Regions from separate parts of the Mus musculus genome. Here region 2 is linked to region 1. The links are chromatin loops, found by intact Hi-C in ENCODE. Cell type or tissue: left cerebral cortex. All regions are shown on one strand.

What was found. Peaks named below come from ENCODE experiments on the same cell type or tissue, not always from the same donor. Only the 100,000 strongest peaks of a DNase experiment are listed, where the experiment ranks them.
Region 2: it touches region 1 in a loop (10-fold over the local background); 4 of 42 quality-filtered maps call a loop at or near these places.

Annotation. Positions count from the first base shown.
Region 1 is chr8:71,392,947-71,400,946 of GRCm38, reverse strand. It overlaps Ushbp1 (USH1 protein network component harmonin binding protein 1), which reads left to right and starts at 5,146. Exons shown (of 13, transcript NM_181418.3): 1 at 5,146-5,233; 2 at 5,478-5,607; 3 at 5,776-5,897; 4 at 6,137-6,572. The coding sequence starts at 5,554. Babam1 (BRISC and BRCA1 A complex member 1) reads right to left here and starts at 4,092. Exons shown (of 9, transcript NM_026636.2): 1 at 3,927-4,092; 2 at 2,922-3,268; 3 at 2,497-2,555; 4 at 1,301-1,421; 5 at 1,140-1,218. The coding sequence starts at 3,218. In left cerebral cortex, no CTCF peak of the experiment used is centred here; DNase peaks (open chromatin) are centred at 4,164 and 7,918; H3K4me3 peaks cover 2,856 bases; H3K27ac peaks cover 2,042 bases.
Region 2 is chr8:70,571,983-70,579,982 of GRCm38, reverse strand. It overlaps Ell (elongation factor RNA polymerase II), which reads right to left. Exons shown (of 12, transcript NM_007924.2): 2 at 7,073-7,120; 3 at 1,025-1,146; 4 at 727-890. Among named protein-coding and RNA genes, the nearest start is that of Isyna1, 18 kb to the left of the region's middle. In left cerebral cortex, no CTCF peak of the experiment used is centred here; a DNase peak (open chromatin) is centred at 4,830; H3K27ac peaks cover 1,354 bases.

The DNA.
Region 1 (8,000 bases):
GCTGGCTTGGAACTTCTAACCCTCTTGCCTCAGCTCTGGGCTGACACTCCTGTACCCCAGCACCTCCCTGTGGTGGGTTTTGAATGTGACTCCACCTAGAATGCCACACATGGAATACTCCATTTGTGATCCCAGTTTGCTGGGACTTGGGCTCAGTCACTAGAGCACTTGCTCAGCACGCATGTAGCTACTCAGTGTGCTCAACACACCCTCATGCCAACACTGTAGGAGGTGGAAGCAGACAGACCAGAGGCTCAAGGCCATTCATCCTTAGTTACACTGTGAACTCAAGACCAGCCTCAGCTACAGGAGAAATAATCTCAAAAATATATTAATTACATATTTGATGTCGGGTGGTGGCACATGACTTTAACCCCAGCACTTGGAAGGCAGAGGCAAGTTGAGCTCTGTGAATTTGAAGCTAGCCTGGTCCAGGGTAAGTTCCAAGACAGCTGTATAATGAGAGAGATCCTATCTCAATCAATAAATATTGAAAATGAAAGAATTGGGCTGGAGAGATGGCTCAGCGGTAAGAGCATTGACTGCTCTTCCAGAGGTCCTGAGTTCAATTCCCAGCAACCACATGGTGGCTCACAACCATCTGTAATGGGATCTGGGGCCTTCTTCTGGTGTCTCTGAACAGCGTACTCATCATATATATAAAAAAATAAATAAATAAAATCTTTAAAAAAAAAATGAAAGAATTATAGGGCAGTGCTAGAGACATGGCTCAGTGGCTAAGAACACTGACTGCTCTTCCACAGTCCTGAGTTCAATTCTCAGCAACCATATGAAGGTTCACAACCATCTATACTTGGACCTGATGACTCTGGTACATATATGCAGATATAGCACTCATAAACATGAGAGAGAGGCAGGGGAAGGGGAGACAGGGAGGAGAGGCGGGGGGGGGAAAGGGGGGAGGTGGAAGAAGGGAGAGAGGCGAGTTGGAGGGGGGAGTTGAAGGCATGGTTCTGAAGCTCTGTAGTGTTACTCTCAAGGAAAACACTGATTCCCGGGTTTGTATTTTTTGGGGATTGGCTGCACAACTTGGGCTGTGTGTTGCAGGGATCCCACAGTACTACTGAGGCCCCACTGCATCGTCACTGAAGTAGGGCTGGGGACAGTGACAAGGATACTGAAGGTGGAGCAGGACGCCGTCTCCAGGTCATACAGGCAGCTGCAGAGCTCACGTGGGTCAGAGGTCAGGCCAGACAGCTATGGGAAAGTCAAGACTTTGGTGCTGGGTCCCAGTCCTGAGGTCCACCAGAGTCCCTGTGTTCCCCCCCACCCCCCTTACCCAGGCGGAGTCGTCATTCACTACAACCAGTGCAAATTCGTGGCTCTTGTCAATCTTGTGCTTTGTGCGAACAAACATCTCAACCATCTTCTGAGACACATTCAGGGCGTTTGTCCTAGAGCTGAGAGGGAGGTCAGATGACAGAGGTCAGATAATATCAGCAGGGTGCCGAAAGCCAGGTGTGACAGTGTTGGTTGCCAACTAGACAACATCTGGCATTAACTAAAACCCAAGTGGCTGGGCACACCTGTGAGGGATTTTTTTTTTTTTCTTTTTCTTTTTCTTTTTCGAGACAGGGTTTCTCTGTGTAGCCCTGGCTGTCCTGAAACTCACTTTGTAGACCAGGCTGGCCTTGAACTCAGAGATCCACCTGCCTCTGCCTCCCAAGTGCTGGGATTAAAGGCGTGCGCCACCACTGCCCAGAGGGATTTTTTTCTTAATTAAATCATTTGAAGTGGGAAGATGCACTTTTAGCCCAGATCTCTGATGTGGGTAGAATCCACCTTTACCCTGGGCCCTCTGCCTGCAGCCTAGGTGAAGGACATGAGAGAAGGGACACTTTGCTTGCTTGCCCTTGCTCTGCTCTATTTAGCAAGTTTGCTCCTTCACTGGCATCAGAGCCTACTTCTTCATGATTATGGTGCCTGCTAAGGAGAAGCTGAGACATCCAGTCTCATGGACTGAACAACTGCTGGACTGTTGGGTCTTCCGCTGGCAGACAGTCATTGGAGGACCAGCTGCACCACAGCCTGAGAGCCACTCTAATATGTCTCACTCATATATAGAACACCAATATACACCAGGTTAGCCTCAAACTCACTGTGTAGTGTAGGCTAGCCTCAAACACACTCTAGAGCACAAGCTGCATTGCAAAGGTGGACCCTGAACTCCTGATGCCTCCATCTCTGCCTCCATCAGCGCTATAATGGCAAGTGTGTGCCACTGGCTCCTGAGCCAAGGCCAGTCCAGATGTAACACCTGATACCCCAGGCTGCCAGGGGTACACACAAAGCTTCACGAGCTAGACAGTGGCCTAGCCCATCACCTTGAGGCCAGCTAGGGTTGGCTCCTAAGAGTGTCATACATATGGACACAGCCTTGGAAGTGTCAGTGTCACGAACACCTGAATCCTACTGGGTGGAGGAATGACCCTATGCATTCTGAGCTGCCTATGTCCAAACTCAATGCCACAGTACCCATTAAAGGACTCCAGCTTTGGCACAGACATCTCCTCCGAAAGATCCAGACAGATGATCTGAAACATAAAGAGAAGAAAGAGAGTACAGGACCAAACCAGACTACAGCCATTACAGTTATTACAGATTGGGTGGGTCCTAGCCAGCAGAGCTCAAAAAGGGCTCAGGGGTGGAGCCTCTGCCTAGAATGGAGGGGGAATGGCTATAGCACAAATGGAAGTCCAGGTGCCACAAAATAAAAATAAATAAATAAATAAATAAATAAATAAATAAATAAATAAAAACAAGAATCTAAATTCAGTGACGTTTAAGCTACCAAGTGTGTGATGTTCATGGAACCTATAGAAAACTGAGGCAGCAATTTAGAGGAGTGGCCTGTCTGAGGGTCTCCATCCCCTACATCTCCAGCCAAGACCCTCACATACCACCTTCTCTGGACAGTTGACCCTTGGTGTTCGAATCTGGACCTCAGATGCTGATGCTGGTACTTGCCAGGGCTTAGGCCCGGCTCCTGGGACACTGGCTGCCCCGCCATCTGCAGTGGCTGCCTCACCCTCGCCCTCGCTGCGGCTGCCCACACTGGCTTGAGCTCCCAGGGCCCGGTCCTCAGCCCCCTCTGGATTGGATCGAGTGTGAGGCCTGGGCTCTGATATCGTCTCCTCTCCTTCTTCTTCCTCCTCTTCCTCCTCCTCCGTGGGGCTGTTCGCCTCTGCCACCTCCATGGTTCCCGAGTGGTTAGATGAAGGGGGGATAGTGGAAGCCAGGATCCTGCCTTAAGAGTTTGTAAAGACAATGGTTACTAGGAAGACAGAAGATGGGCACGAGCCCCTTACGCACAGGAGTCTCTGAGGGCTACAGAATGCTACCATAAGACAGTGTGTCCAGAAACCACCCTCAGGTGAAGTAAGTTTTTTCGTTTTCTTTTTTGTTTGTGACAGCTCCATGTGGCCCAGGCTGCACTCTAACTCTAAAACTATACGGCTTATAATGGCCGGGTACTTCTGTATTCACCTTCCAAGTGCCGGAGTACACCGCCGCACATAGTTTAGGTGGTGCTAGGGACGGATACCCAGGGCCTCATGCAAGCTAGGCAAACTCTTTACCAACTGAGCCACAAGCACTGTTCCAACTGAACTGCTGTTCATCCTTAGCTTTCCGCTGTTTACACAGGACGAACACCCCAGTTGCCTGGTCACTGGGTATTCGACCCATTAAGGCCTCCAGTGGCTCCCACACCTGGGAGACTTGGTTTGTGGAGCCGAAAAGATACAGTTGAAGTTTCCCAAAACTACTTTTCCCCTGAGGCGGCGCCGGTCCGGTCCCTAGGGAAACACAGGAAGCCCAAGTGACCCTGCGATGGATGCGCGGTTTTAGGGGTGGCATCTCGGGACCTCGAATCCCCCACCCCTAAGTCCTCAAGAAGAACGAACCTGGAGCTACAGCAATCCGGGTCGAAGTTAGACCACGGCGACACAAAGCTCACGCGCGTTCACAGTGCCGCAGGTTCCACTCTGTAGCCTGGGCACCGCGGCCAGTCAATCAGGACTCTAGGAAGCCGCCATCTTCCTGGCCGGAAGTTTGTGCGGCGCTGCCGAGACACCTTCTGGGAAATGTAGTTCAGTGGCCCTCGGGACATGGAAGCTGATAGGCTGAGGCGTTCTGGGGGTGTGGCTTGGAGTGGCTGGAATGGGGCTGAAGATGGGTAATACTGGGAGTGGGTGTGATCTGTGGTGGATAGAAGCAAAATTGGGCGTAATTTGTAGTTCCGGTTTAATCACGCTATGGTTCTCAAGGCTTCTGCTGAAATAGGACAGAAGCCTGAGCTGGGCGGGGCCGTTTGATGATTGACGGGGTAGGACTTGGCTTGGACTTGCCAAAGGCCTTCTCAGTTACTTATGTAACTTAGGTTGGCATTCATTCACTAGTACCTTGATGAGGACTGGTGGTGCACACCTGTCATCCCAACACTCCAGAGACCCGGAGACGAAGATCGGGCGTTTAGACCAGGCTGGGCTAAATGAGACGCTGTATAAAAACTAAAATGTAAAGAAAAAGTAAAGAAGGCAGCAGACACACTGTGGACAAGCTTATTGTTGCCAGTGCCTCCAACCGCCTGATGCAGCAGTTCAGACTCATTGAAGAGAAACGTTGTGGGCTACTGAGCAGGTGCAGGCTCTTGCCACCAATCCTGAGGGGCCTGAGTTCGATCTCGGAGACAAGTAGGACCACCACAGACAAAGATGAGTAAAGCAAAGTAATGAAAAATAAAAGCTGTGCAAATGCTGAAGCCAACTCCTACAGTTTTGGTTTTTTTTTGGTTTTAGAAACACACACACACACACACACACACACACACACACACACACACACACACAAAGACCTTCACATTAGAGCGAGTCCTGGTGAACAGGGGACACAAAAAATCCAAAATGAAAATGGAAGGTTTGGCCTCGGGTAAGGGGATACTGATATCTTTAGAGCGGGACAAAGGTCCTGGTCCTCCATCCTCCTCCCGTTCTGGAGGAAGCCGGCATCCTGGAGAAGGAAACGAAACAATAACTGTCCATGTGATCAGGGTAGGGGGGCTTCCTGTTTCCCAGCCCCTCCCGGGCCACTTTTGGCTATCGCAGCCTCAGTAGCCAGTGGCCAGAATGGCTTGAGATATGCCCTGGATCTCAGGCCTTTCCCAAGGTGCTCTGGAGAAGCAGAGAAGAGCGCAGCAGGGTCAACCCCCAGGGTGAGGGAGTTTGATGCTAAGAGCCGTAGGAAGAAAGAGGATTTTAGGGTCCCTACCCAATGCTTCTATGGGGGGTGGGGCACAGATAAGAGAAACGCCTTCAGACAGCTGAGGGGAGAAGAATGCCCAGTAGAGATGGGGGATGGGGGAGTAAGGAACAAGTAGATAGTTAGTGGGCACTATTGGAGAGGTATATGAATATTTAAATGTGTCAATCGGAGTAGACACCCCAAAAATCCTACAGGAAACAAAAAAACAAAAAACAAGGATTCTAAGGTGACGAAGGCAAGAACTGAAAGCAGACTGTAGTGACAGAGGCAATGAGTGCCCGGGCCACACGGCCCCGAAGCCGTCGAGGGAGGCATCCTCTGCCTGTAAGTGTGCCCCTCTTCCTGCCACACTCAGTCCCATGGATCCTGGGAACCCAGGCCTGCTAGGCTCAGAGCCCGTGGTGGTGTAGGGGAGTCCTCCACAGGTGGAGCTGGATATGATGGCCAAGAGACTGTGTGTGTGTGTTGGGGGGAAACGGGGTTCATTCACAGGGGGAGCTAGACCCTGTAGCTGAGAGCTCAGAGGAAGTAGATGCCAACAATGGACGCTTCGAGACTAAACCTGAGCTGCATCAGGAATACCTTGGTCCTGGCCTTCAGAGCCCAAGGAACTGGTAGGATGCATTTAGTATGTACCCTATATTCTAGCCCAACACCCCAACACCCCCCCTGCACAAAGCTGCCTCCTGCCACTCACCTGCCCATTGCCTCTGCTGCCTGCCTCTCTCCTCTTCCTGTTTATCCTCCAGCCATGCCGCTCATTCCCTACTCTACCTTCCTAGCGACCCTAGGGTTAGCCCTCCAGGTCTCTTCTGAGCCTCAGGTGGCTGGGGTTCCCCCACTATCTTCACAGGATCAAGGAGGGTTGTGATGTGGGATCCCATGCGGTTCTATCCTTGAGCCCAGAAGAACAGTGCGAGCCTGAGGTGGAAGCCCACCAGGTCCTGCAAGAAGCCCCCCTGGATAGTGGCCCTGCTGAGATATCAGTACCCAGTGTGTATGAGACCTTGCAGTGCAGGCTGAGCTCCCTTGAGGCAGTTGTAGCTGCCTTGCGCCACCACTCGCTAAGCTTTCCAAAGTCAGTGGAAGCAGAAGACAGAGACCAGGGGGCTCCGGGGCCCTTTGGTGATGAGAAAGAAGACGCAGGACCTGGACAGCAGGAGGCTGCTCGCCTCATAGAGAGGAACGCCTGGCTGCGGCTAGCCCTGTGCAACCGGGAGGATGAGCTGGCATGCACTCAGGCTTCACTGCAGGACGCCCAGGCAGAGAAGGAGACTCTGCAGAGACAGGTAAGCTGGTGACTGGGGAAGAGGCAGATCCAGCCTTGGGAGCAGACACACTGATGTGGAACAGTGACAGATGTGCCAAGGAAGTGACCAACAGAGACAGCACAGTGAGAGGGAGAGCAAGGAAGACAGGCAGGCTGCACCCCATGATCTTAACACTCAGGAAGTCCAAGAGGGACAGTCTCCACTCAGGTGAGCCCTGGCTAAGACCAACTTTGTTCTCAGCTGTAGACTGAGTCCAAGGCTAGCCTGGATTACAGACCCTACCTATGTCAGTTGCACTACACACACACACAAACACACACACTAATCCTGTCTTGGGGGGTGTTTTTTATTTTTCGTTTTTTCGGATACAGAATTTCTCTGTGTAACAGAGCCCTGGCTGTCCTGAACTTACTAGGGTAGACTAGGGTGGCCTCAAAATCACAGAGATCCACCTGCCTCTGCTTTCCCAGTGCTGGGATTAAAGGTGTGAGCTATGCCAGACTTATTTTAGGGTTTCTATTGCTGTAATAAAACACCTCAACCAAAAGCAACTGGGGAGGAAGAGATTTATTTCATCTTAAGACTCTCAGGCCACACTCCATCACTGAGGGAAGCTCGGGCAGGAACCTCAAGGCATGGAGGGATGCTGCTTACTGGCTTGCTCCCTATGGCTTGCTCAGCCTGCTTTCTTATAGAACCAGGACCAACAGCCCAGGGATGGCACCACCCACAATGGGCTGGCCCCTCCCTCCCCATCAATTGTCAATCAGAAAAGTGTCCACAGGTCCATTTCGGGGAGCATTTTCTCAATTGTGGTCCCTCTTCCAAAATGATTCCAGTTGATGTCAAGTTCACACGAACCACCACAGATCCTGAGATCACTGTGGCTGGAACAGAGTGGGAGAGATGAAGGCGCGTGGGGGAAGGCCACAGTATGCAGGGTGTTGAAAGCTAGTGTGCTCTGGTGTGTGGTGGATTCTGAGGGGAACTGACCTGCTGCAGGCGTTCACTTGTGCCATCTGATGACTGTGAGCGGAACAGTCTGGCGGTGGACCATAATCCTGAAGGTGGAGGAGGGGTGAAGTGGCCCGGGGCGTTTAGTGGAGGTGACCAGAAACCTACAGATTATGGGTGATGTTAAACCCAGATATGGTGGGACAAGCCTGTAATGATAAGGACTTCAGAGGCTCAGATGAGAGGATCACAGTTTAACACTAGCTTTGACGAGATAGGCAAATGTCTCAAAACAAAACTAGGACAAGTAGGGATACAGAATCCTCCAGTCAGGGCTGTGGGCGTGACTGGGGGGGGTAGAGTGACAGCCTAGAATCCTCCAATGAGGGGCTAGGGGCGTGGCTTAGCACAGCTTTCAGAGACTTCTCACAACAACAAAAATGAATTCTCCTGAATGTAGTGGGCACACTTGAAATCTCAACTACTTGGGAG
Region 2 (8,000 bases), 820 kb after region 1:
AAAAAGAAAGAGAGAGATGGCGGGGGCGGGGGAGGGAGAGAGGGAGAGAGAGAGAGAGAGAGAGAGAGAGAGAGAGAGAGAGAGAGAGAGAGAGAGAGAATATACACACATATACACACTATCAAAAAAAAAAAAAAATTAAGGGCTGGTGAGATGGCTCAGTGGGTAAGAGCACCCGACTGCTCTTCCGAAGGTCTGAAGTTCAAATCCCAGCAACCACATGGTGGCTCACAACCACCCGTAATGAGATCTGATGCCCTCTTCTGGTGTATCTGAAGACAACTACAGTGTACTTACATATAATAAATAAATAAATCTTTAAAAAAAAAATTAAAAACCTCATAAAGATAAGACAGGCCCGTTTCCTTCCCTGGGAACACTTGATTAATGGACTGACCCCATGTTACCAGTGTTCACTCACCTTCCAGTCTGCAGTTGTGGCCACAGTGGCCTATGAAGGAATAGCTAGGAAGAGCTGGAGAACAACTAAGCAGGGCCTTGACCTACCCATACCTCTGTACCTCTCTGATGAAGATCAGCAAGGCCAAGAGCTGCGAGAGGGTGGCTCACTCAGGGCTCTGTCTCACTTGGGGCTCCCATGGCACCTGCAGCCACAGCCCCCAGCCTCCCGCCCTTTGAGGCTGGACAGATATCCCCTGCCTAGGGAGCACGTGCCCAAGCTTCTGCTCCAGCTACCTCTGATCCAGCCTGCTGCTTGCCACTCACCCATGTATCGGCCTCCAGCCTTAATGACGATGGCACTTCGGCTCCGAGTCTCCTCCTCTGCCTGTGCCATGCTCTGTCGTGCTTTCTGGTAGGAGTCATCAGTAGCACACACCGTGACCTTGTCCTGGATGCTGCCCAGGCAGTCCAGGTGTACATCCCCATAGCTGTAAAACAAGAGGAAGTTTTGCCATTAGGGTGTTTCTCGAGCCACGCCATGCCAACCTACACCGGAAGAGAGGCAGCAGTCTAGCTGTGGTAGTTTTGGGGTCCCTGGGGGCCTGAGGGCAGGTAGACTTACCTGGATACATATTGTTGGATGCAATCAAAGCTGCCCTGAGGGCTGTCGCGGCCAATATTGGAGAGGTAGAAGGAGAAGGCCCGCACCTCCTCTGGGCAGTCAGGCTGGGGTATAGAGATGTGCTGTAGGGAGAGAGGTGTCACTGCGGTTCTTGGCATGGGGAAGCTGCAGTACAAGCCACACTCACAGATGCCAAGCACTGGTTACAACATGCAACCTGCATAGTAGGGACACATGGGCACCTTCCTCTTTGGCACCTTCTGGCATAAAAGGACAAGATGGTCACTTAAGCAACATAAGAGCTCAGCCCAGGGAGCTGGTGAGATGGCTCAGTGGGTAAGAGCACCCGACTGCTCTTCCGAAGGTCAGGAGTTCAAATCCCAGCAACCACATGGTGGCTCACAACCATCCCTAACGAGATCTGACTCCCTCTTCTGGAGTGTCTGAGGACAGCTACAGTGTACTTACATATAATAAATAAATAAATTAAAAAAAAAAAAAAAGAGCTCAGCCCAGCCACTGGGCTCTGGAGACACCATTATTTGGGGCTATATGCCACTCAGGCTTTCTGCCTGGCCAGTGTACCTGCACTGGAACATCTGGAACATCCATGCAGGTAAAGCTCATCCAGCAGCAAGAGCAGCCACCAGGACAGCTTGTAGCCTTTCTAGCCTAACATGCCTACAGACACAGTACACCCCACCCTATGTCTGCACAGCCTCCATACCAAATGGGAAAGGTCCCCACCACCTATGTCTGCCTTAATGCAAATGCATGTGGTGCATGTGTGTGTGTGTTGTGAGACAGGGGGTCTTTGTGTAGTCTTGTCTGTCCTGGAACTCTCTGTAGGCCTGGTTGGCATCAAGCTAATAGAAATCCACCTGCCTCTGCCTCTCCAGTACTAGGATCCACTACCACCTCCTAGCTTAAATGTGTTTGTCTTTTGAGATAGGGTCCCTAGCCTACCCAGAACTCAAACTCAACAATGTGGCCTAGGTTAACCTTGAACTCCTGTTTGTCCTGAGTCCGCTTCTTCAGGTTTGGGATGACACATGTGTACCACATCTGGTTTGCTTGGCACTGGGGATGAAGCTCAGAGATCTCAGGAATGCTGCAAGACAAGTGTCTACCCACTGAACCCAACTTCAGCCCCAGATGCTTTCATCAGCTCTAGAAAGGGACAGGGTGGTCTGCACCCAGGATCTAATAAGTCCTCTGAGCCATCTCTCCAACCCTAAAGTGTGTGTGTGTGTGTGTGTGTGTGTGTGTGTGTGTGTGTGTGTGTGTGTGTGTGTGTGCACCCAGGATCTAATAAGTCAGACCCTAGCCTGCCTCTCAAACCTCACCCAGGAGTAAGGTGTACACACACACCAATCACAGGCACATAGCACAGACATGCACACACACATACACACACTGCAGCCTGCAAGAAGCCGTGAAGGCAATGCCATTCAGATTCATTCTACCTACTAAGGTCCTGACTGTCCTTCCCGGTATGGCTTTAGCACTTTGCTGGGCTAATTGGCATCAGGAAGCAGGCACCTGGCTATGGGCGCAGGAACTGCAAGGAGTTTCTGAGTATGCCCAGCATGTGGAGCCTCCATGCCACCTGACTCTGGCATATATTTCAGGCTTGGGTTGGAGTTGACACTCCCTTGACACAAGCCCTGAGATACATGTGGCTACTGTCACACCCAGTGACAGTTAGACTCCTTGCTAATGTCCTGATCTGGGTGGACACCTGGGCTCTACAAAAGATCTCACACAGGCTCAGGCAGGGCACCATGTACCACTCACTGTTGGGGGCTCTGACTGAGGCTTAGAAAGGTAGCTTTGTACCGCTAGGGACAGGGCATACAGGGTGCTGACGCCATATCATCTAGGCCACAGTGGAGGTGACAGGTAGGGGAGCTACTCAGGGCCAGGGTTCAAAGGGAGCAGGATTTGCCATGGTGAATGTTTCAGTTGTCCAGTGGGTAGTGGCAGCATAACCTGATGGTGTGGCTCAGGGCCTGCTCATGTCTAGGATGGCAGGCAATGCAGTTGCCACTTCTAGGTAGGGTTCCAGTTGTCCTGTGGATTGCTTCCAGCCCCAGTGACAGCTTGGCTCTAGGTTGTCTGAGGAGTGTGGGTGGTCTGAGGACCCAGGCCTGGGGGCCACCCTGCTGCTCTGGGGTGTGGTTACCAGGGGCACTGGCCTCACACAGAGCCCTTTTAGCTTTCACTGTAATCCTGGTTCAAGATGACCTGTGGGAAGGGAAGGGGTCTTCCATGGGAACTAAGGTGGGGCAGGGAACAGTTGAGAAGTGTTTTAAGCAGTATTTCTTAGTTTAAAACAAGAAGCAGTAAGGCTGGGCACATGGCTCAGAAGGTGAGAGCACTCACTGCTCTTACAGAGCATCCAAGTTCAGTTCTGAGCACCTATATGGCAGCTCACATGCGCCTGTACCTCCAGGTCCAGAGGATCCAACACCCTTTTCTGGACTCAGCTTGTGAACAACCACCTCTCCCAAGACATATACTCACAATTAAAAATAAGAAATAAACTAGGGGGTGGTGATAAACATCTTTAATCCTAGCACTCCAGAGGCAAAGGCTAGAGGATCTCTGTTGAGTTTGAGGCCAGTCTGGTGTATTGATCCAGAACAGGCAGGACTGCACAGAGGAACCCTGTCTCAACAACAATAACTAAAACAAAACACACACACACACACACACACACACAACACACACAACACACACACACACACACACCACACACAACACACATACACACACAACACACACAACACACACACAACACACACACACACACACACACACACACACACACACACACACACACACACACACACTTTAGGGTTGGAGAGATGGCTCAGAGGACCTATGTTCCATTTCCAGCAACCACAGGATGGCTCAAAACCATCTGTAACTTCAGTTCCAGAGACCGGACACAAAAATAACTATTTTTAAAAAGAAAAAATTTGGCTGGGCGTGGTGACGCACACCTTTAATCCTAGCACGTGGGAGGCGGAGGCTGGCAGATCTCTGAGACCAGCCTGGTCTACAGAGTGAGTTCCAGGACAGCCAGGGAGAAACCCTGTCTCAAAAAAAAAAAAAAAAATTCAAGGCCTGCCATAATAATTCAGTGAGATCTCCAAATTAAAAACAAAACAAAAACAAAAAGAAAAAAGTAAAATTTAAATGATTTATTTTCTGGGCACCAGTGCTTTGCCTGTCTGTGTGCCTGTGTATCACAGGTGTGCTGGTGCGTGAGCTCAGGAGAGGGCACGGGTGCCCTGGATGAGTCTCGCTGCTGCTCACTATGTAGGTGCTGGGAACCTAAGTTGAGTCCTCTGCAATAACAGCTACTGCTCTAAACTGCTGGAACATATTTCCTGCCCTGAAATTAAATCTTAAAAAACCAAACAGGGCTAACAAGGCTAGCCACCACATGAATTCTGTTTCAAAGAAATTAACACATTGCCGGGCAGGGCATGGTGGCTCATGCCTTTAATCCCAGCAGGCAGAGGCAGGAGCATCTCTGAGCCAGTCTGGTCTACAGAGTGAGTTCCAGGACACAGGGAGTACACAGCGAAACCCTGTCTCAAGAAAACCAACTATGAGTATGAGTATGAGACCAACAAAACAAAAGCAAACAAGGAATGCTTTTGAGGTTGTGTGGCCCTTGGTCTTCAAGACACACCCAGGAGCCTACACACCCAAGAGTGCTGCAGGGACGCCCACTGTCTGCATTGGCCTAATCTTGATCTCAGCAGGTCTCAGAGAACACACGGGGGATTTGGCTTCCTTCCCCTCCCCACACTGTCCCTTTGGGCAGCCTGCCCAGCCTCTCCACTAAGCTAACACTGGTCCTGAACATTTTGGAATTTTCCACATCCTTCCTTATGCGGTCCCTGTCTGCTCAGCTTGTGGGTCCTGATAACCTTTGGAGGAGGAACAACTCTTTCACAAGGGGTCACTTAGGACCATCAGAAAACAGATAGCTACATTACCATTTATCACAGTTATGAAGTAGCAACGGAAATAATTTTATGGTTGGGGGTCACCACACCATGAGGAACTGGATTAAAGGGCTGTAGTGTTAGGAAATTTGAGAAACACTGTCCTAAAAGACAGTACAACAGGCATGCCCAGTGGCAATCCAAGTCCTTCTACAGTCCCTGACTCTAGACACTCGGACAACATCTCAGTCTCTGACCATCCTGCCTCACCAGCTGCAAACATGGGTGGTGCACTCAGGTTGAACCATGTTACATAGCCACAGACACCAAGTATTGTTCATCATAGGGTCAGCCAGGCAGTAGTTACTATTGCTTAGAGGCTGCAGCTTCAATGCCCATACAGCCAGAGACCAAGGATGGTCCAGCTCAAGGTCTATGAAGGAGCAGGGCACACAGGCAAATGTTACAGGGGCCTGGGGTATGAGTATGAGACCCATGCCAAGGCACTGCTTCTGGGACTCTACTGACACCAAGGTCCTGGGTGGCCATCATCAAGTGGCATGCACTAGGTCTGTGCTGAACATCATAGGCTCCTAGAGTTGGGCTCTGGCTATATTGACTGCAGAGGCAAAAGGATACCAGATATCCATCCCAGTGGTGTGTGACATCAAGACCCTTAACAGGTGGCATGTTCTAAAGGAGGCTGAGGCAGAAGAACCATGAGTTTGGAGCCAGCCTAGGATGACAAGTGATGTAGTATTGTACTAAGGGCTAATGCCTGGGGCTTGCTGCTATGGGTTCCGTTCCCTCACTACACACAAATGAGCTGTGGCCTCTGACCAAAGCACAGAAGTGGTAAAAGACAAGGCTGGTACGACTCTTGTAGAATAAACCCATTGTTCATTGGCCACGATTATGGGACTGTGATGTCTATTCTTGCTCACCAACTTGACTACATCTAAAATTAACTAAAACCAACGTATTTGGGTACACCTATAAGGAAGGTTTTCCTTGATTGAGTCATTTGAAGTGGGAAGATGCACTTTTAGCCCAGATCTCTGATGTGGGTAGAATCCACCTTTACCCTGGGCCCTCTGCCTGCAGCCTAGGTGAAGGACATGAGAGAAGGGACACTTTGCCTGCTTGCCCTTGCTCTGCTCTATCTAGCAAGTCTGCTCCTTCACTGGCATCAGAGCCTACTTCTTCAGGATTATGGTGCCTGCTAAGGAGAAGCTGAGACATCCAGTCTCATGGACTGAACAACTGCTAGACTGTTGGGTCTTCACTAGCAGACAGCCATTGGAGGACCAGCTGCACCACAGCCTGAGAGACATTCTAATAAATCCCTTTTGTCTATGCATACACTATTGGTTCTGGTTCTCTAGAGAACCTGGAGTAAAACAGGGATGAAGCTATCCTTAATGGCTGTGTTTCCTAGGGCTTCATGGTCCAGCAACTGTAGGCTATGTGGGCAGCTGAAGCATGCCATGTTTCTGGTTACCGCTCACAGGCAGATGTAAGAGCTGACCTGTAGGATCTTGGCACCCTCAGGAGAGAGATGGAAACACTAGTGCCCCACCCAGCCTGACCTGGGGACTGCAGCCCCATGGCCAATGCCCAGGAGGGGCCAGTGGCCAAGATGACTTTTCCCACTCAGACATGCACATAGCCCCAGAGCCCTAAGAGACACAGGGAATGCACCACAGCCACCTCATCTCATGGGCTAGAGGGCACTGAACAGGCCAGTGGTGAGGCAGCAACTTCAAATAAAAAGTTATTTAGATAGGACTGGGCACAGACAAGCAACCCAGCGACTCAGGAGGCTGACAGGAGGATTTTCAGTGCAAGAACAACTCTCCCTCACAAGATCCACAAGGTGGTGAGGATGGGTGGGTGTGCTTTACACCTCGGGTTTGGAATGGCATCCACCTTTGAGAGGGCACCCCAAGGATTACTTCCAGATGACCACCCTCCTCTCACACATGGCCTTCACTGGGCGTAGGAGCCTGGCTTGGAACAACTCAGAGATGGTCAGGCCCTCCCTCTCCCATAGCTCATATGTGTCAGGACAGGGAACACTCACCCCTTGGCTTCCTTCAAATCGGATGGAAGGTCTCAGTGACACAGAATCCTAAAAGAGAACAAAAAGGGAAAGCTTCAATGGACAGACTGACAATCTATTTCTTCCAGCCACACAGGGCCAGAGCACACCCTGGGTATTAAAGGCTCAGAAGTTCTTCTAACTGCCAGAGCCAAAGTCACAGAATTTTGTCATAGGCTGTGACTCCCAGGGAGAGGAGGAAGCAAATCACATGAGGCTGGTCCCCAGCAAAGAACACTCTACTAGATGCAGCCCATGAGCCCAGCTGAGGTTCACATCACACATGCCTGCTGCTGTTGGTGTGAAGCTAGGCTAGCCTTTTGGTTTGGCTAGAGGTTTGGTCACTGAGTCTATGTAACAGCCTCTAAAGGAAACCTGCATGAAAGCTTCAACCCAGAGCAGTCTGCCCACAGTCCTCCAGGCTGCTTCAGTGAACCCTGGGGCCAGACCACCTTCTCAGAGGTGCTGCTGTCGGGAGGCTCTTGCACCTTCCATTTCCCCTCAGATGTGAGGCTCTGTACAGCTAAATACCTCTGTAGGCAGGTCAGCTTCCAAGGCTCAGGGAGGGCAGGGAAGGGCATGCTGTACATCCCCAGGGGACAAGTGGACAGTTTGTGGCAGCCACAACATTTGCACAAAAAATGGCACACATTTGCCCCCAAGGCAAAGGCAGAGGCCTCCTTGTCTTCAGAGCCTCTTAGTCACATCCTAGCAGACCACAGGGTCAGTCCCTCACACCCAGGTCAGCTCCTTAGCCATGGCACAAAACACTGGTGTTTCATACGGGGACCACATATAAGAGGCAGCATGCATGAAGACACTGAGGCCCCTAGCAGAGGGGTGGGGCCACATCCCCCAATCTCCCACCCAGTGGTCACAGAGTCTGCTCAAGCCCTCAGGTACAAAAACA